Linked DNA regions of Homo sapiens: region 2 is linked to region 1. Evidence: chromatin loops called from intact Hi-C (ENCODE). Cell type or tissue: mesothelial cell of epicardium. All regions are shown on one strand. Each heading gives the region's core, and the rest is flanking DNA. Links, peaks and the distances in the headings are about the cores only.

Evidence for each region. Peaks named below come from ENCODE experiments on the same cell type or tissue, not always from the same donor. Only the 100,000 strongest peaks of a DNase experiment are listed, where the experiment ranks them.
Region 2: a loop joins it to region 1, with 35 times the contacts of the local background. A loop is called at or near these places in 1 of 110 quality-filtered maps.

What each region holds. Positions count from the first base shown.
Region 1 is chr3:187,759,864-187,767,108 of GRCh38, reverse strand. No RefSeq gene overlaps it. Among named protein-coding and RNA genes, the nearest start is that of BCL6, 18 kb to the right of the region's middle. In mesothelial cell of epicardium, for the core only: no CTCF peak of the experiment used is centred there; a DNase peak (open chromatin) is centred at 2,666.
Region 2 is chr3:188,598,346-188,605,590 of GRCh38, reverse strand. The region is part of intron 6 of LPP (LIM domain containing preferred translocation partner in lipoma); the gene reads right to left. LOC124906316 (a long non-coding RNA gene) reads left to right here. Exons shown (of 5, transcript XR_007096213.1): 5 at 1-235. Among named protein-coding and RNA genes, the nearest start is that of LPP-AS1, 33 kb to the right of the region's middle. In mesothelial cell of epicardium, for the core only: no CTCF peak of the experiment used is centred there; no DNase peak of the experiment used is centred there.

The sequences.
Region 1 (7,245 bases), core at 1,562-4,061:
TTTTCAGACACCTTGGTGCAAATAATTAAGCAGCAGCAGCAGCACTATCCCAGTTACCTAAATTTGGGCAAGTGAATAATACGTAAGTCTAACATTGGGGAGCCCAGGCGGATAACAGACTGAGCTATTAAACACAATTCTGAAAGTGAGAAGGAAGGTCAGTGTGCCTCTAAACCCATGAATCCTAATCCTTGTCTAGGTCACTGCCTTGTGCTATGAATGCTTCCTTTCAGCAGTGCCTGGTAACAATTTAGAAGAAACCAAGATTTTGAGTTAAAGTTTTAGTAAGAGCGTAAGAATAATAAAGTTGGATCAATGTCCAGTGGTCTTTCTAAGCATCAGAATCTTTTTTTTTTTTTTTTTTTTTTAAAGCAGTGGTATAAAGGCCGGGCATGGTGGCTCACACCTGTAATTCCAGCACTTTGGGAGGCTGAGGCGGGTGGATCATTTGAGGTCAGGAGTTTGAGACCAGTCTGACCAACATGGTGAAACTCCATCTCTATCAAAAATACAAAAATTAGCTGGGGGTGGTGGCGGGCACCTGTCATCTCAACTGCTCGGGAGGCTGAGGCAGAGAATCACTTGAACATGGGAGGCGGAGCTTGCAGTGAGCAGAGATCACGCCATTGCACTCCAGCAGCCTGGGCAACAGAGTGAGAATCTGTCAAAAAAAAAAAAAAAAAGCAGTGGTATAAGAAATATGATTATTTTGAATAATTAGTAAACCTAGTCTAGATTTTAACTAGCAACACTTTTGCAGCAAGTTACCTGCTGCCTGTCACATAACGGGGCTTAATAAATGTTCACTGGCCGGGCGCGGTGGCTCACGCCTGTAATCCCAGCACTTTGGGAGGCCGAGGCGGGTGGATCATGAGGTCAGGAGATCGAGACCATCCTGGCTAACAAGGTGAAACCCCGTCTCTACTAAAAATACAAAAAATTAGCCGGGCGCGGTGGCGGGCGCCTGTAGTCCCAGCTACTCGGGAGGCTGAGGCAGGAGAATGGCGTGAATCCGGGAAGCGGAGCTTGCAGTGAGCCGAGATTGCGCCACTGCAGTCCGCAGTCCGGCCTGGGCGACAGACCGAGACTCCGTCTCAAAAAATAAATAAATAAATAAATAAATAAATGTTCACTGAATATATGCATACATCTATATGTATATATATAGCATGTATAGTAACAGTATTGTTTTGATAATTATGTATGTAAGTTCATTTGTATAGATGATGAATGTACAGATGGATGGATACAGGGCCCAGATGTCAGAGAAATGTCTCCCAAAATAGCCTGTAATCATGTATAGGAAGCTGACAGAATGCTTACTTTGAAAGTGAATGCACCAGAAAATTTACAGGGTACCTACTGGGTGCTGATGAAAGGAAATAGAAGGCATATCTCTTTGCACTTGCCTCAGATAACCACAAAAGGCATATATACAATTTTAAATAAATCATTTGTATAGTTTAGAATTGCTTGAATTTGGAGGCAAAAGAGGACTGTTTTCCCTTTAGTGTGACTCAACAATCACAGGATGTGAGGGGTGCAGGAGGCCTGGGTCATCTGGTGCATTTAGCCATTTTAGATTGAAGATTGAACTGCATAAAGGAAAGTTACACAGTGATTCATAGGCAGATGTTTAAAAAAAAAATAGAAATAAAAAACTCCCTCTCTAGCTGCCACTGTTTTCTGTAGGTGCTATGGATATCCTCAGAAATAGGTATTTGCAAAGATGCGGAAAATTTGGTAGGACGGTATAAAGTCAATTGCGTGCGCTTTGGATTTATTTCAACCTGGGTTTGAACCTCCTTCATCTGGTTACTGGCTCTTCATCTCAGGGAGTCTATTTGCGTTTTGAACCTCTGGCTCCTGACTTATGAAATGAAGATACCTGACTGCATGTCTCCTGTCGGGATGAAATGAGATTACATTGGAAGGGGCTCAGCAGACTGAGTACCACCTCACACTGTTTCTCAGTATTTCATTCTTCCTCATACCCACAAATTCTCCCTTTGTCTCTAACGTCCTGGGTACCCTTGGGCCAGGCACAGACTGCTTCCTCCCCTCCTCATCTGCTACATTCAGGTGTTGGATCAGACAATATCTAAGATTCCATTCAATGAGTCTAACTGTCTAGTCCCATTTTTTACCAGAAAGCTGGGATAGCTGGACAGTATATAAAACAGTCTACTTTGTACACATTTATGTTTACAAGACATTTACTATGCTTTGCCACATTTAATCCTTAATACCTGCAGAGCAGTAGTTGCTTTCACCTTTTACAAATGAGCAAGCCAAGGCAACAGGCATAGAGGAAATAATCCCATACCTCTGGCTGTCAATCAGCATGCAGGGAAGACTTTTAAAGGCTTGACAACAGCATTCAAACACAAGGCTCTTCATGATACCCTTGGCCTTAAAAATCAAGTGTAAACTTCCCAAATTCACTCTGTCCCTTCTACCCCCTCTTAAACTAAGAGCTTTAGTCATCTTATCTTTCTTTTTTGTTGTCTCTTTTAAATGTTGCCATTCCAGGCTGAGGTCATGACTCTGTCTCCTAAGAACCGTAATCAAATTTGGAAGACAACAGGACTGAACGCAGAGCCTTCCGTACCTGGTTCCCAGACTGAACATGCATAAACAAAGCCGATGGCTGGGAATTCAGCCCTTGTTGCCTGAGGCTGTGGGGCTGGCTGTGAATTTTTACCCAGCTCCTACCTGACTGTCTTTTTTTAGCATTTGACATGCTTGCTGCTGGATCCATGATAGAGCCACTCTCTCAAGACATTGATTTATATTCTCCCTTGGGGGCCTAGAACTATGCCCTACACAATGGGTGCTCACTGAGCTGGAGATGGTATTGCCGCCAATGCAGTCCAGAATTGCATCAAGTATTTTAGCAATTGCACCAAATTATCAGCCAGTCTGATTCGTAGCCCTTCCCACATAGATTCACAAAGCCCACTTTCAGAAACTAATTCTTAATAATGCAATCAGTTCTTGGAAACTGAAGCCGAGTTTCATATTTGAATGTTGACTTTCACCATGCAGGAAAGTTGGCCACATGCAGGAGTGACTGGAAGATTTTGGCAAAGATATTAATTGGGATTTTCCATTCTCAGAGAAGCTGCATGTGCTAATGCACAGGTAATACTCCATTCTCAGGGTTCCTAGTAGAGGCAGAATTGAACTGTTTCCCCTTTTGAAATGCAATAACATCTACTTCTCAGGGCTATCATGAGGATGAAATTAGAAGATACAGGAAAAGGTTAGCACAGAGCTTTGCTCAGAGCATTGAGCAAATGTATTAGTTGTTGGGACTCTTGTTTGAAGTAAAAGGACCAGGTTTTGAACCTCATTCTGCTGCTCACTAGCCCAGTGCCTTTCCCGTTCTGGGTCCAGATTCTCTTATCTTCTAATGAGAGTACTAATTGCCACATACTTCACAGAGTCATGATGAGAAACAAAGAATGGCTGAGAAAGTCCTTTGAAAACTAGATGGCTCAAACAAAATAAAGCATTATTAGGTATATGTCTAATCCCTGTGCCATGGTTTCAGCCCTTCTTTTTGTACGAAAAGCCTTCCCTCCCCATACTTCCTCTCTTTAACCTGCGTGTTGAAGTTCTATCCTTCATTCATAAGGCAGTAAAACATTAATAGCTAAGATTAAAGTCTTCAGATTGCTAGGGTTCAAATCCCAGCACTGTTTTTTATTAGTTGCTTGACTTTGGGCAAGCTACTTCACCTTGCTGTGCTTCAGTTTCCAGTCTGTAAAATGGGGATAAAAAAAAAATACCCATTTCATAAGATTGTTGTAAGGACTAAATTAACAAGTGTTAAGTACTTAGAACAGTATATACTCCATACTATATAAAATGCTAGCCATAATTATTTCAAGGCTATGCTTATTGTTTTGATGTCTATTATTTCAAGAATATGTTTATCATTTTGCATTATTTTATTATTATGTTCAAACCCCACCCCTCCAAGAAACTTTCTTATATCTCTGAAGCAATCATGTTCTCGAAGTCAACCAAAGTATATTGATTGTAGCTCAGTTGTAGCTCTGGTCATTGCTTGTGTGTTTGTTTATATCTCCCTCCCCCACCAGCTTTGGGGCCCTAAGTGACAGAGGTTTGCTCTTTTACCTCCGTACACATGGTCAGTGTACATTAAATATTTGTTGAATTGGATGGAAGGTATGCAAAGCAAATGTATACACATGAATAAACCTAAATTTATTGTATAACAGCTAATAACACCCTCTACATAATAACTACATTTTCAGACTGAACAAAATTACAACCTTTTGCACTCTCCCTGACACATAGTATGTGCTAACTAAATGTATTTACTTGAAAATATGAGAAGATAAATAAAGGTGCATAAACTCCAGTAAAAGTCTCAGTCTATTGGGTCCTCTTCCTTCAAAACATGTGCGAGATGGGTAAGTTGCTTATCTTAGGCACCAGGAGAGGATTAAGATACCAAGGAGAAGAAACAAATAGCTACTGACCTCCAGGCACTCACATTCAAGAGGAGAGACAGTGCAATTACTAAATAGTCACAGGGGGTCATAAGTGCTAAGCTGAGTAGGATGAAATAGCACAGCGATGTGTGTTCAGCAGCTCAGTCATCTCTCTAAGATTTGGACCTTCTCAACATCAGATTGCCCAGGTATGTTCATTTGGGATGATTGTACCTTCTTTTTCAATAAGTAAGGAACCAGGGGAAAAGATTCCAAGTTGACTAAAGGCAGAGGGGAACAGGTCAGTTATAAGAGTGTGGTAGTTCGCAATACAGCAGGTGAGAATATAAAATGAGGAGGTAAGACCATAAGCCACGTCTCTAGAACATATCTCATAGAAAGTGCTTCTCAGTCTCAACCATTTTGATGTCAAATGTGGAGAAAATATTGTGAAACAACAAAAACTATCCTGGTCCAGTAGAAGGGAGACCTAGTTTCTTACCAACCCCATTTCCACCAGTGACTTTCCTCCCTAAAGCCCCGATTTCACTATCAATCGAGAAATGAGTTTGAACTTGAGTATTTCTAAGGACCATTCCACTTTCACTGCTTTTTGGTTCTATTTTTTAACACCTGATCTGATATGAAAGCCAACTCTTTCTTCTAGCTTCAAATACTACCTCTATTTTGATGAATCGCAAATGCATATCTCAAAGCCAGACATCTCTTTTGAATCCAAGTCTTGAATATCACCTTGCCTACTTTGCCATCTACCTCAGTTGTTCAAACCAGAGTTTTCAACAATTTCTCCACCTCCAAAAGATTTTCATTTTACAGTGTTTTTTGCTTGTTTGTTTGTTTGTTTGTTTGTTTTTTAACTCAGTAAGTGGAAACACATTCGCCCAGCTGCCCAATTCAGAAACTTGGGATTCATTCTTGATACCTCTCTTTCTTTTACCACACACTCTGGCTTAATCTGATTCATTGTTAAATGTTGCCAATTCTAACTTCAAAGCAACTCTCAAATATTTCTACACCTCACCACCTATATGTCAAAGGTGTGTAGTCCAAGCTACCTTCATCTTTCACTAGGACTCCTACAATAGTCACTTAGAAAATTGCCTCTTGTCCATTTCTAATTCGTCTTCTACACAACAGCTGGGATCGTTTTCTTTCTTATTTATTTATTTATTGAGAGGGAGTTTCTCTCTTGTTGCCCAGGCTGGAGTGCAATAGTGCGATCTCGGCTCACCACAACCTCTGCCTCCCGGGTTCAAGCGGTTCTCCGAACTCAGCCTCCCGAGTAGCTGGTATTATAGGCATGTGCTACCACGCCCAGCTAATTTTGTATTTTTACTAGAGATGGGGGTTTCTCCACGTTGGTCAGCCTGGTTTCAAACCCCTGACCTCAGGTGATCTGCCCGCCTCGGCCTCCCAAAGTGCTGGGATTACAGGTGTGAACCACCTCACCCAGACTGATCCTTTTCTTAAAATGTAAAACAGATCATGTCAATCATGTCACCATCCTGCATAAAACCCTTAAATGGCTTCTTGATACACTTAAACTATAAATTCCTGACCATGGTCTATGAAGGCCTAAATGATCTTGATTCTCCCTCCAACTTTATCTTCCACCATGCTGGCCTCTTTCAGGTCTCTGAACATGTCACAATTTTACCCACTTTAGTGTTGTCTGGTCTCTGTTTCCTCTGCCTGGCACACTTTCCCCTCACTCTTGGCCTGACTAACCCATCTTCCTTTTTCAAATCCCAGTTTAAAGTTTACTAGAGAGCTCTGTACATGTAGGTAACTTATCTCCTTCCCCTGTCTTTTGTTTTGTTTTGTTTTTTGAGACGGAATCTTGCTGTATCACCCAGGCTGGAGTGCAGTGGCGTGATCCCTGCTCACTGCAACCTCCGCCTCCCAGGTTCAAGCGATTCTCCTACCTCAGCGTCCTGAGTAGCTGAGATTACAGGTGTGCACCATCAGAACCAGCTAATTTTTGTATTTTTAGTAGAGACAAGGTTTCACCATGTTGGCCAGTATGGTCTTGATTTCCTGACCTCAGGTGATCCGCCTGCCTCAGCCTCCCAAAGTGCTGGGATTATGGGTGTGAGACACTATGCCCGGCCCTTCCCTCATCTTATAGCACCTGATTTCCTGTATCTCAGTTATCATACTTCATAATAAAATACTCATCTGTGGATTTGCTTGTGTAATGCTTGTCTACTCAACTATATTCTGAGCTGCCCTAGGAATGGGTCTGCATTGTTCTTTGCATCTGCAAAGTCTATCCCAGTGCTTAGCATAGAGTAGGTGCTCAATTCATGATTGGTGGTTAAGTTTATAACCTTTGTGTATGCATATTAGTAAGATCTAATGATATGAATACATGTTTATTCCATGCTGAAAAAGTGCAATCAAGTGGGCAATGAATGAGGAAATAGAGTTGACTATGTCCCATTTCTCTAATTTTTTCAGTTCTTAACTCCTAGTATCTTGTAGCACTCCTCCATTCTCTTACTGAACCTTCCAGGTTTTCAGGGTTGAGTAGAGAAGTTTGGTATGATGTCCCCTGTGCTTTGCTCCCCCCAGCTATATTTAGCTTTGTGAAGGAATGTGGCTTCCACAGGTATGTTTGGGTGAGAGGTGTTGGGAACAGAATGGGTGGAAAAACGGAAAAAAAAAAAAAAAAAAGAAAAGAAAAGAAAGAAAGAAACTATGTGGAGGAGGTGCCTAGCCTCACTCAGCATGAATGTTGCCCAGGATTCCTGATTTT
Region 2 (7,245 bases), core at 1,693-4,192, 840 kb before region 1:
TATGAAGACTTTAGAATTTCTGTCTCCAGAATTCATCTGTATTCTGAATACTAAGCCCAAATCCTCAACTGTCTATTTCATGTGTCTGCTTGAATGTCTCATATGCTTTTCAGACTCAATATATTAAAAACAGATTTCATCATCCACCCTGATCTGCTTTTCATTTGGTTTTCTCATCCACCCAGTTGTTGCTCAAAGGAGAACACTGGGAATCATTTCTGAGACTGCCTACTTTCCATTCAAGAACTAAATCCTGTTGCTCCTACTCTCTAAATAGGGAATTCCATAACTCACAAATATGTCCACATTTTACCATTTCCACTACTACAATCCCATGCCAAGATTCCACCATTTTTCATTATGAATTCTCTAAAAACATCCAAACTGGTCTCCCAATGTCCACGACTGTTTTTCAATGAGTCCTTCATTTGGTAGCCAGAGTGATTTATTGCAAATGCAAATCTAATCATATTGCTTTCCTGCTCAAAAATCTTCAACAGGTTAGGGGAATGATGGATGCAAATCCACCTCTTCTACCTCTCTTTGAGATACATTGACCTTCTTTCATGTCTATTGTGCCAAGCTCTCTCACATCTCAACAATGATACCTACACCAATGCACTTCTCCATTGTCTTTGAATTATCTAGCTGATTCCTAGGAATGTCTTACATCTCAAGCTGAATGTCAGGTTCCTCCGTGAAACTTTGCCTGAATCCTCCAGCACAGTGGGTGCTCTTTACTTCTCCCTCCCTGTACATATCACATGTGCATATGTCTGCTTCTATACTAGTAGAGACTGTCCTTTTTATTCCCTGCTGCTTCCTCATTATGCTTCATCATATCATAGCCCATAAGCTGGCATTTAACAAATATTTGATGAATGAATGAAGGTTAATATCCCAAGAAAAATGCATTTCTTTGGTCAGATTATAACTGACCATGAAAAAATATGAACTATCTTATTTTCCTTATTGACTTGACAATCAAGAAATTCTGTAAAATATGTAATGTGTGCCTAATTACAGTCATCTCATTAGTGCCCCTCCACCTCTAAATAGTTTAATGATTTTAATTTGGAATGTATTGATACTATTATTTTTCCAGGAAGACTTTGAGGTACTTGTTTTCATTTTTATGGCCATACTATATGTGTAAGTTTTACTTGATGCTGACTCAAATCCCCTCTGGAAATAAAGGGCAATTTTTAAATAAACTTACTAAGAAAGGAAAGAGACGAATGCATTTAAAAATAGTATTTAACAACATGTACTAAAACAAAGTACATTCTGAATTTACTGCCAAGTAAACACAATACCACAAATCCCAGAAATTCAATCCAAATTATTTATTCAATAGAAATTTATTGAAAGTCTACTATGTAACAGGCATTGAGCTGCTTACTAGATTCACTATGAGACAAAGAAAGTCACACTCATTGCACTCAGAAAGTTCTTAGTTACAGAATATTTGGGGCAAAATTTAGTGTGATGAGTAAAAGTGATTTCTACTTAGAAAATTTTCCAATGTAACAGAAGGAGAAAATAGACAGTAGCAAAAGGTCAACGTTTAAACAGCAGCACGAAATTCAAAATCATTTTATTACATTTTAATTTCAGCTACATGACATGGGAAACTGCTTAAGATTTAAATGTAAATTTTAAATGAAAAACACATGATGTGAATTCATTTGTACAATACAATTGAGGCCATAGAGAATGATATTTTCATATGGCCAAGGAATATACAAAATATCAAAAGGGGGATGGTTGACTTGCTAGAAGATTAAGATGATGAATATTTCCATTTCAATTATATTTTCATGACAATTATTTGAGTTATTTGAAGAATACCTCAAGTGCTTTTCACTTTCAGTTATCTACTTTGTCTGGACATCCCTGTGGCAGAAAACACAAGCTAAAATACCTATTGGTAACCCCAAAAATGTGTAATAATAGCAAACATTTATATAGAAATTACCTGGTGCAAACATTTTGTGTTGAACATAATTTATATATAATCCTCACAGTTACTCCTGAGACGGAAACCAATCCTCATTTTCCAGAAGAAGATATTGACGAGAGATTAAGTAACTGCCCAAGGACACATCACTAGTAGGTGGCAGATCGAAGGTTCAAGCCTGGGTCATCTGGCTGCATAGTTTGGGGTTTTAAAAACCATCCACCTCTCTCAGGTAATAAAACAGTGAAATATAATAGTTGACATGTTAAAAAAAAAAAAACCACAAAATTCTTTATCAGTCTATCCGTAGTTTTCCTATTTTTAAGAGATAAGTGATCAAAATGTAGACACTGGAAAATCTTTCTCTCTCCTAGAAGAAAAATTGAATAAATTGGAGAATGAACAGAAAATGAGAATGCCAGTGTCTAGGAAACAACAAAGTGATGTGAACTATAAAGCTGAAGAGTTTACTCTGTTAAAAAGGCAGCTGCTATCCCATGCCAGCTCACTGCTGACATGTGGAATATAAATCCAATATTACTCTTCTGACTTTAAAGCTGTGTTCATTATTATTATTATTATTATTATTATTATTATTATTATTATTTCAAACACAAGGAAGAGAAATAAAACAATTTCTGCAGGTCACCTGTAGTGCATGAGGTGCACTTTACAATTCCCAGTTGAAGTTATGGATACTGGCAAATGTAAGTATCACTAGGAAGCATGCAATTGAAGAGTTGTGCACTGGAACTTGGGAGACCGAGAAAAAAAGTGCCAGCTTTACCACTGTTTAGAATTTAGTGACATTGGGAAAGTCACGTGACTTCTCTAGACTGACTCTTCATCTGAACAACAAAGGAGGGGAAATGCTAAGTTACTCTTCTCCTTTTTTTTTTTTTAATAAATAATCTTTCTCTTCAAATAAAAAAATATTTCTATATCACTCAGGAGAAAAAAAAAGAGCTTCACTGGGGTCGAGGTACCTATAAAAGAAGATACTCTGACTCTCAAAAATCCAGTGATTCCAAGAGTAAATGTGCAATATTCAGAGTTTTATTGCCCAAGAAGAGCTTGGTCTCATTATTAGGGATTCATATCAGGTAGGCACTTAATAAATAATGGCTGGATAAATAAATATAATTGGTTTCTGAGTTTGTACAATGAGCAAAAATGGAAACACAGCTAACCTATTTCAGTTATAATGAAATCCCTAATTTGCTGCTTCTTTTGGCTCTATGCAAAAATTACATCATCATTTTATCCTAACCATGACTAGAAGAATAACTAAATTTGCTTTCTTGAGTCATCTCACTAATTATCTTCCATAATTCAGGGTAAGTACCCATATCTCCATTCCTCATCCAACCAGGCCACTTACACTATCCACTTGATAGATGACCCCATGAGTTGGAAAACAACCTAACAGATTAAGAATGTCATATATATATATAATATATATATATTATATATATATTATATATATATGAGATTAAGAATGCTATATATATGTGTGTGTGTGTATATGTATATGTGTGTGTATATATATATATATATATATTTGAGATAGAGTCTTGCTCTGTCACCCAGGCTGGAGTGCAGTGGCACTATCTCAGCTCACTGCAACCTCTGCCTCGCGTGTTCAAGGAATTCTTGTGTCAAAGCCTCTCAAATAGCTGGGATTATAGGCACCCACCACCACGCCAGCTCATTTTGTGTTTTTAGTAAAGATGGGGTTTTCACTGTGTTGTCCAGGCTGGTCTGGAACTCCTGACCTCAAGTGATCCATCTGCCTTGGCCTCCCAAAATGTTGGGATTACAGGCGTGAGCCACCACACCTGGCCAAGAGTGCGATATATAAACATAATACCACACATTTAGAAAAGCATTTCTTAAATCTGACTGCACAACAGAATCATTTAGGGCTTTTTAAATGCAAGTTATTGTAGATAAACCCACTCAACAGAGTGAAATCTGGAAATTCAAAAGGGAAGGGGCAGGTGATTGTCAGTTAAAACCAGAGTTCAAAACTACTTTTAGATACTGTTGCTAAAGCCGAACAGGAAATCCCACTTGGAATTAGGGGCTATGAGTGACATAATGGTGTGACTCCACTTGTCTTAGAAGGAAAACTGATTATATAATTTAGATTTAGGGACGAAGTTAATGTTTGTTTCTATAAAATTTTTATGGGAAATCAGTGGTGTAATTTGGTGATATGTAACAAAAGCCCTAATAAAGTTTATACTTTTTAAACCCATAGTTTCATTTCTTAAAATTTAGCCTATGGAAATGACCAGAGAGCATAAATGTTTAGTTTCAAGAAGCTCCGTGTTAATAGTGTACTTTATAAAACTAAAAGATAATGGAAAATTTAAATAATCAATACATGAGGATTGTTTATATACATTACAGTATAGTCATATAATAGAATACTACACAGTCATTAAAACAATGCCATAAAAATATTTCAAAATATATCAATAATCTGGCAATTCAACTTCTGGGTAGATACCTAAAATAACTAAAAGCAGGAATGCAGCTATTTGTACAATCATGGTAATATGTTCATAGCAGTATTATTCACAATAGCCAAAGGAAGAAGCAATTCAAGTGTCCACTGATGGATGAATGGATAAATAAAATGTGATATATATATATACACACACACATCTATATCTATCTATATATCTATACATATATATACACACACACAATGTAATAAGAAAATTCTGATACATGCTACAACATAGATGAAGCTTGAAGAGATTAAGCTTGAAGCTTGAAGAAACAAGCCAGTTACAAAAACAAAAAACAAAAAACAAATACCATATGGTTCTACATATAGGAGGCCCCTAGAAGAGTCAAATTTATAAAGCTAGAAAGCAGAATGGTGATTGCCATGGGATGGGAGAAGGAAGAATGTAGCTAGTGCATTATTGTTTAATGGATATGTCATTTCAGTTTGAATAGATACAGTTCTGCTGGTGATGGTTGCACAACAATGTAAATGTACTTAGTGCCAGTGAATTATACGCTTAAAATTGGTTAGAATGTGAAATTCTGTATTATGTATATTTTACCACTATATAATAAAAATAATAATATGTATCAAAATTTTTCTTTGTTTTAAAATTCAGTTAGAAAATATTGTTTTATACCTGTTGATAAGTAATGCATCTATCTATATCTCATATATACATATGCATACATATATGGCTAGAAGGATCTATTCCCAACTGATAACATTGGTTATTTTAAAGGGGTTATTTTTGGCTATTCTATATACTTTTCCTATTTTGCTAAGTGTCTACCACATATTACTTTTTCACTCAAAGGAAGAAATATATATTATATAGGCATAGTATATATTATACATTTCTTATATATAAATGTATAAAAATAAATATATATTTAACATAATATATATCAGAAATATATACATTATTTTAAAAACCAAGCAAACACACTCTAAAATATTGTGGTATTCCAATGTCCATGTGTATGTACATACAAAAAAAGGAAGAAGCATAGCAGAAAATTAAAAATGGTTTCAATGTATTTTAAAAGGTTACAGTTTTACACTAGGTGAGGCAGTTAAGAGAAAATTTTGTTCTCCATTTTATGTTTTTGTTTATTTTCCACATTAAAGAAAAAAAGTAACCTTATAAATGAGGATAAATAGTAGCTGAAATCTGGTGATGAGTTAAAATAATCTCAAATATTATGCACGAAATAAAAATCACACAATTTTAGTTGGTGCCACCGAGTTCAAAACATTGCTGCCAATATACTACTAATACTAATTTTTAGTCCTCAATGAACACATAAAGCACACACCACACACACACACACACACACACACACACACACACACACCCCTAACGAGTCCCCGATAGTTTTTGCCAGAGAGATGCACACATAAATATCTTACTTCTTTGAAATGTATCAGCACTTATTCATTTCACAGCCTTGTGCTCTGCTAGTGACGGGTTATTCTTAATAGCTTCAGAGCCAGAAATAGTTAAAACAGTATAGTCTGGTGTGGCACTTCAGAGCAGTTTTTGTCCCAGAAGCTTTTCCATTTAATCCTCACAACACTTATGATAGGGTATATGACACTGTGAAGAAAAACATCTCCCTGGACTTCTAGAGACCCCAATGTTGGTATGTCAAGGTAGTTTTCTCAAACATAAAATCAAGTCAATTAGGAGCACCCAGATGCTACCTTGAAAATCTTCATTTTCTAGTTCCTATTAAAAAGAGAAGCAACGATCCAGGTGAGGGCCTGCACTCACATCTTCATAAAGCTAGCATATCATCAGATTAAAACTAAGAAATCCAATATTTTAAGGAGTGTCCTCTCCCACCCCAGTGACTTTCAAATGAGATAGAATGCCATCGGTTTTGAACTTGAGAGGTCTCCAAGGCTCCTGTTTATGTAAATACCCAGCCATGTATAATTATTTCCTAGAATGAATATGGGTATTATAAATACCCATACAGTACACTCAGTTCTTAGCATGCATGTGTCCAGCACTGGATAAAATGCCATTGTGATGAAGGTGAAATCAATCTGAGTGTGTTCTATCATCTAGAAATGTAGTGAGAGAAGAGCCTATTTCCATAACAAGCGACCTCGTTTGCTGAAGCATCTCCTCAAGGGACCAGACACTTTTCTCCAATCAGGCCAGGGGTTTAGTGAAAAATACTGTGAGTTCAACCAATTAGGCAAGAAATAATAAAACTCAATCCCAGTGGGAATATTACAGGTGCGTTTTTATATGACTGGTAGCACTGAAAATTGAAATGATTCTTTTGGTGGACAAACTTGCAATGAAGAGCTATTAAAACGCACATAAGTGATTTTACTTGTTTATATTAAAGGAAAAATCAGAGGATGGTTGAGAAAATCCTAGAACATTGAGCTAATGGAATGGTATGCAGCTGGAAAGCCAGAAAACATTAATTCGAAATACCAGTTTAAAAGAAAAGTAAGATAATGGTTCATATGTATATTGACAAAAACTATATAAATCAGTTATGTTTCAAGGTTAACAGATATTTTAAAGATTTTAGCAATGTGATTATATGTTATAAACGTGATCACAATTTTTTTTCTCCTCTTGATGCAGTAAAGCTTGTTAATTCTCTCTACTAGTTACCGTCAATGTTTCTACTTCTATTAACTTATTGGTGCCCTAGTCCAGTCCACTATGATTAGTGACCTAGCTTACTGCAACAAACACATACACACGTATATGTGTATTTTTAAAGAAACTGAC